2 separate regions of the Homo sapiens genome follow, and region 2 is linked to region 1. A link is a contact called in ENCODE Hi-C or POLR2A ChIA-PET data. All regions are on one chromosome and are shown on one strand. Each heading gives the region's core, a stretch centred on a gene start or an enhancer-like site at or near the end of the contact. The rest is flanking DNA. Distances are from core to core; before and after follow the strand shown.

Evidence for each region. Hi-C counts contacts between places; a loop is a spot of excess contacts on that map. ChIA-PET counts read pairs that join two places held with the same protein, here RNA polymerase II (POLR2A). Pooled maps may share reads with other maps.
Region 2: a map of GM12878 shows a loop between it and region 1 (2.6-fold over the local background). The contact joins the enhancer-like site here to the promoter of LDLRAP1 in region 1. A Hi-C loop is called at or near these places in 1 of 168 maps with a recorded cell type or tissue (GM12878), 27 of 37 single-sample maps with no recorded cell type and 13 of 50 pooled maps. POLR2A ChIA-PET finds 5 or more read pairs at or near these places in 9 of 52 experiments (CD8-positive, alpha-beta memory T cell, K562, OCI-LY7 and 5 more).

Annotation. Positions count from the first base shown.
Region 1 is chr1:25,542,256-25,545,115 of GRCh38, reverse strand. LDLRAP1 (low density lipoprotein receptor adaptor protein 1) reads right to left here and starts at 1,510. Exons shown (of 9, transcript NM_015627.3): 1 at 1,330-1,510. The coding sequence starts at 1,417. RefSeq lists silencers at 1,011-1,190, 1,221-1,680 and an enhancer at 1,781-1,840.
Region 2 is chr1:25,675,128-25,678,330 of GRCh38, reverse strand. All of the region lies in intron 1 of MAN1C1 (mannosidase alpha class 1C member 1), which reads right to left. Among named protein-coding and RNA genes, the nearest start is that of MAN1C1, 60 kb to the right of the region's middle. RefSeq lists an enhancer at 1,888-1,937 and a silencer at 2,018-2,087. Within about 2 kb of position 1,655, at least 4 of the 41 ENCODE cell types and tissues checked have a DNase peak (open chromatin) inside an H3K27ac peak, as active enhancers do.

The sequences.
Region 1 (2,860 bases), core at 261-2,760:
TCAGTGTGATAAACGGTACATCCCCTGGCCTAGTGGCCCAGCCCTAATGGGTCTCTGACCCCACCCCCCACCAGCAGGCACCACCCCACATTCCCAATGCCAATGCCAGTCTCAGCTGGGAGGCGGCCACAGCTGAACAACAGAGTGGGGCCAGAGGAGGAGGGAGGCGGGCCCTCTAGGCCCAGACACGCTGGCACTCCTTGGACCAGGGAGCTCGGGCTCCCCTGGCAGAGCCCTGTAAGGCCAAGAGGGGATGGGATGAGGGGGTGCTGTACTGTCAGTTGTTTCCTGATGAGGGGAGAAGCTGTGGCCCGAAGTAGGTGGCAGGGAGGTGGGAGTGTGCAGCAGTCCTGGGCTCTGGCTCCAAAACCAGCAGGAAGGTGTGTGTGACCCCAGGCAAGCCACTCTCTTCTCCCTCCCAAACAACGAGACCTGCGCTAGGCTGGGTCTTCTGGCTTCAGGGGAAGGTGCCAGGTGACAAGTTCCCTGAGCGTAATCAGAGACTGGGGGAGAGAAAGGGGGGGAGGCCCCTCCCAGCCTCCCAGACGCCCCAGGGAGAGGTGGCGGCGAGTCTGTCGTTTGCCTGGGCACCCAAGGGACTCTGGAAGCCCGAGGGGAAAGGTGCGAGAGAAAACAGGTTTCAAAAATAGTCGGGACGCCAGGCTTGCCACCTGGACCCGGCTAGAGGAAGGGACGTAAGGGTCTAGATCGCCTGATGTGGGGCTCTCCCGAGGCACCCCAGGCGGGGCCTCGTTCCCAATTTCAAGTACGTACCTGCGACCCCGGGCTCACACCTGGATGGGTGTCTGGGCACCCGGAGTCAAAAGTTGGCCCGGTGGGTCGGGCAGGGGGCGGGAGAACGGGCCAGTGGGCTCCTGACCGCCGCAGCTGCTGGCTGGGGCGCAGGGGTGCGGGACGGGGGCGTCTTCCCAAGCCCCTGCGCCCTCTCCTCCTCCCCTAGGCACCGACGACGAGCGCCTGCCTCCCCCTAGCTGGCCAGGACAGCAGGGCGGGAGGTGCCGCGGGTGGCGGGGGCCTCTTCTCCCAACCTGCACCCCACCCCATGCCGGCTGCACCTGAGGACCCCGAGCTCGGGCTCCTTCCTCAGCGCTGCCCCTCCTCGCAGCGGCATCGAGCGGCCGGCGAGTAGGTGCACAACTTGACCCCGGCCGACCCCCTGCCCCGCAGGGCCGGGAAAGGGCCACGCCGGGACCGGAGCGCCGGTGAGGCCCCGCCTCTGCCCAACTTGGCCGCACTCCGGGCGCCCGCGGAGGCCCCGCGCGCCTCTGCCCGATCCCGGCCCGGCCCGGCTGACGCGCGCACACTCACTGCGGTGCCGGCCACCGCCCCCCCAGCTCTGCTTGGCCAAGCTGGGGCTCCGGATCAGCGCCCGCCCCGCCGACTTGAGCGCGTCCATGGCCCGCTCCGGCCGCCGCCGCCGCTGCCGCAGCCAAAACTCCGTCAGGAAAAACTTTCCGCCCGGCCCTGCGGCGCGCGGGCTGCGCGCTCCTCCCCTCCCAGCGCCAGCTCCGCCGCGGCGTCCGACGGGGCGGGGCGAGAGAGGACAGGCCCCGCCCCCAGACGGGCCGCGCCCCCGACGGCCGGTCTCGCCCCGCCCGGTCCCTGTCCAGGCTCCAGGTCCAGGCACCAAGAGTTTCCGAGGCCGCCCGAAGGCGCCAGAAGATAGCAAATCGCAAGCCCTAGACGCCCCCGCTTTCCTCCTTTTCCCCAATCCCCACCCCGTAGGGGCCTGAGGGCCTGAGAGCAGCGGCCTAGGATTTCCAGTGACCATTTTACAGATGGGGAGACTGAGGGCTCCTCCAGTGGTGAAAGATCTTGTTCAGGGACAAAAGCAATGCGATGTCCAGGGCAGTGGGAGACTTAGGAAATAGTGGAGGCTGTAAGCCAGGGATATCCAAACTTTTGGCTTCCTTAGGCCACATTGGAAGAAGAAGTGTCTTGGGCCACACATGAAATACACTAACACTAACGACAGCTGATGAGCTGAAATATATATATATACACACACACTCATGTTTTTTGTTTTTCTGTATTGTTTTTTTTCCCCTGAGACAGAGTTTCACTCTGTTGCCCAGGTTGGAGTGCAGTGGTGCGATCTCGGGTCACTGCAACCTCTACCTCCCGGGTTCAAGCTATTCTCATGCCTCAGCCTCCCGAGTAGCTGGGATTACAGGCATGCACCACCATGCCTGGCTAATTTTTGTATTATTAATAGAGATGGAGTTTTACCATGTTGGCCAGGCTGGTCTCGAACTCCTGACCTCAAGTGATCTGCCCGCCTCAGCCTCCCAAAGTGCTGGGATGGCTGTGAGCCACCACACCCTGCCCAAAAAAATCTCATAATGTTTTAAGAACCTTTACCAATTTGTGTTGGGCTCCATTCAAAGCCGTCCTGGACCTCACATGGCCAGTGGGCCACAGGTTGGACAAGCTTGCAGTATAGACCCTTGTTAGGCGCAGGGTCGGTATATAAAAATTTGCCTTTAGCAAGTCCAGCCAGGCACTTTACTCATCCTCGTAGCTCCCAGGCTGCTCCCTGGCACCACCTGAGCATGCTGGGCCACCCCATGCCCCCGCAACTTCCCAGGTAGCCTCACAGATGGTATGATCTGGAACGTGCCCCTGACACTGACTTGCTGTGTGACCTCAGGCAAGTACTTCCCCTCTCTGAGTCTTGTTTATCTGTGAATGAGAGTCAATGCTATCTCTAGTGATCCTTCCAACCTGCCAGGGTCAAGAATCTGCATGACCTTGACCCTGACCCCAAGCTGCTTCCTAGGAGCATTCGGAGGGCAGTCTGAACCCCAGAATTGCTCAGGCACAGATGTTCTAACTCCAG
Region 2 (3,203 bases), core at 406-2,905, 130 kb before region 1:
CAGATATTTGTTCCATTTGGAAATAATTATGCAAGGGCTAAAGTAGGAGATGTAAAGTAGTAAATAGGTATTAAAAATTGTGTTTACAAATGTTTCATGATAGGCAAAAATGCTCAGTATATATTATTAGGTGGAAAGGCAGAACACAAAATTACATAGTATGAAATTCACTGGCCTATGTATGAGTGTTTACAAAAAAGACTGAAAGAAAATATACCAAATTCTTAACAGCGGTTATGTCTGATAGAAGTTTAGTGATTTCTATCTTTTTCTTCTTATTGACCTATATTTTCTGAATTTTCTACAGTGAATATCTAGAAAGGTTTTGTGATGTGAAAAATACAGGTTGTTAAAATGAAAAACAAAAAGAAGACATCGTATGGTGCTACCCTTAAGTCAAAAGCAAGTGCCTGGGTGGTCAGCCATGGGGTAGGTCGGACCAAGTTAGGTTTTGATTAAAAAAAAAAAAAAAAAAAAAAAAAAAGGAGGTCTTTACAGCAGGGAGTCAGAGAGAAGGTCACCCAGCAAGAGAAACAACATCAAACAGAAGCACAGATCCAGAACTCCAGAGTCAAAGAGAATTTTAAGACCAGAAACATCATCTATTCTCAAAGCCACATTTTATAAGAATATAGACTCAGAAAGGGAAGGGACTTGCCTCGGCCAGGACACAGACACTAATAGCACAGAGATAACCATGTCTCTAAGAAACATGGGCCAGGGCAGTGCAGTAGCTGACTGGGGAAAGGGCCAGAGCTACAGCAAGAGATACTCAGGACAGGTGCAAGAACATGACAGTCGGAACCAATCAACATGAGAACTATGCACCAAAAGAAACTGTACCCCTGTCCCCACTAGGTTCTAGAAACGCGCAACAGGCAGTCATTGTGTGTGTGTACGTGTGTGTGTGTGTGTGTGTCCCTGCTAGAGATAGAGGGTGGCTCTAGATGGTCTCTGGAAGCCCCTCCCTTCCTGTAGCCTGTGATTTATAGATTCAAAGAGCACCTAACAATAGACCACAAAGCCTTCCCTTCACTCAAGTCTTGCAAAGGTGGAAAACAAAGCTCCAATGATAGAGAGATACAGGCAGAGCCATCGGAGCTGAATCCCAAGAAATCTCTTCAGTTCTTCCTCAAACAAAAGATGTTCTTGTCTACCTGAACAAATCAAAATGACACGGAATTTTTTAGTGCAAAATATTTACTAGTGTGAGGCAGAACATTATTATTTGGTTTAAGATTTTCTTTCTACCTGTCTCAGAGCTCAAGAGTTCTCTCCTGCAGAAAAGAGACTAGAATCGATCACCCAGGCACAGATGCCCACTCAGCTGAGGACCCCAGAACAATGAGATCAAGAGAGAAAGGATGCATTAGAGGAGGGGAGGACACGTGGGTGCCAGCAGACCACTCCCAGAGTGGAAAACTCCAAAGTTTGTGTTGGACAGTTCTCTGGGGGTACAACTTGGAAGGAAGGGGGTGAGCATTGAATATTGAGACATTCTCCCCCACTTTAAAAAATCACACACATACACACAAGGCTGGCTCTGGCAGTGACCCAGAACCACAGTTGCTACATTCAAAGCTGCCAAGGAAGGAAATGGATTTTCCCAGTCATTAAAGACAAGTGCTCACACCATGACGTGCAGCCTTACTGGCGTCTCCCAGCAGTGACACCTGGCCCCATTTGCAGGGGCCAAGTGGGAAGGGATTTGGTCTCTAACGATCCTGGGATCTAATGACTATGTAGACAGAGAGCTTAGAACATTGGGTTGATTTTTTTCTCCTCTTCCACTTTCAGCACAGTCCAAGGGAAGAGCTGACAGCTTGGCACCTAAAAACTATCCACGTTGGATTTTCTGATCCAGTTCCATTTATTGGGGCAACACAACATGACCTGGTTGGTGACCCCAGTGAGGCTCCTGCAAATACACAGCCCAGGTCTATCGCTCAGAAGCTGGGCACGGGTGGGGTTTGGTTGCCCGGGGAGGTGAAGCGGGGGAGTAGAAGGGGAGATGCTGCCTCCAACCCTCTCAGTTTCGGGTTTACTCAAGCTATTGAAAGGCCAATGTGGGAAATGAGCATATGATACAACTCCCACCCACCTGAGGTCCAGACAGCTCACCCACATCCTGCCCATGGGGTTTCAGGTTTGAGCAGTCTCAGGAATCGCATCCTGTCTGCAGCTGTTTCTAAGGCATCAGGGTCGAGAGTGTGGGCCATACAGGCAGAGAAACTCTCGCTGCTCAAAGTGCTCCAGGGACCAGGAGTAGGGCCACCCAGGGGGCACGTCAGAAACAGAGTACCTCAGTTCCACTCTCCCACCTGCTGAATCTGTAGCAGCAGTTTAACAAGAGCCCCAGGTGATTCAAACGCACATTGAAGCTTGAGAGGCTGCTCTAGGGCTCTGCCACCTTACTGGCTGTGTGGCCTTGAGTGAGTGACTTAACCCCTGTAAGTCTCAGTTTCCTCATCTGTAAAAGGACAGAAATACTTAATCCTTAGAATAACCCTAAGAGTAAATAACAGATGTAAAGTGTTGAGCACAATGGCTCGTATATAATATGTGCTCAATAAAAAGCAGCCATGGCATGGATGTGGTGAAAAGTGAACACTTTTACACTGCTGGTGGGAATATAAGTTAGTACAACCACTATGGAAAACAGTATGGAGATTCCTTAAAGAACTAAAAGTAGAACTATCATTTGATCCAGCAATCCCACACTGGGTAACCACCTCCCCCCCCCCCCGCAAAATAAGTCATTATATGAAAAAGACACTTGCATACACATTTATAGCAGCACAATTTGCAATTGCAAAGATACGAAACCAACCCAAGTGCCCATCGACCAATGAGTGGATAAAGAAAATGTGGCATATATACACCATGGAATACTACTCAGCCATAGAAAGGAATGAAATAATGTCCTTTGCAGCAACTTAGAAGGAGCTGAAGGCTCTTATTCTAAGTGAAGTAACTCAGGATTGGAAAACTAAATATTGTATATTCTCACTTATAAGTGGAAGCTAAGCTATGAGGACACAAAGGCATAAGAATGATATAATGGACTTTGGGGACTCAGAGTTGGGGGAAAGACTGCAGGGGTTGAGGGATAAAAGTCTACATATTGGGTACAGTATAAACTGCTCAGGTGACAGGTGCACGAAAATCTCAGAAATCACCACTAAAGAACTTATCTATGTAAC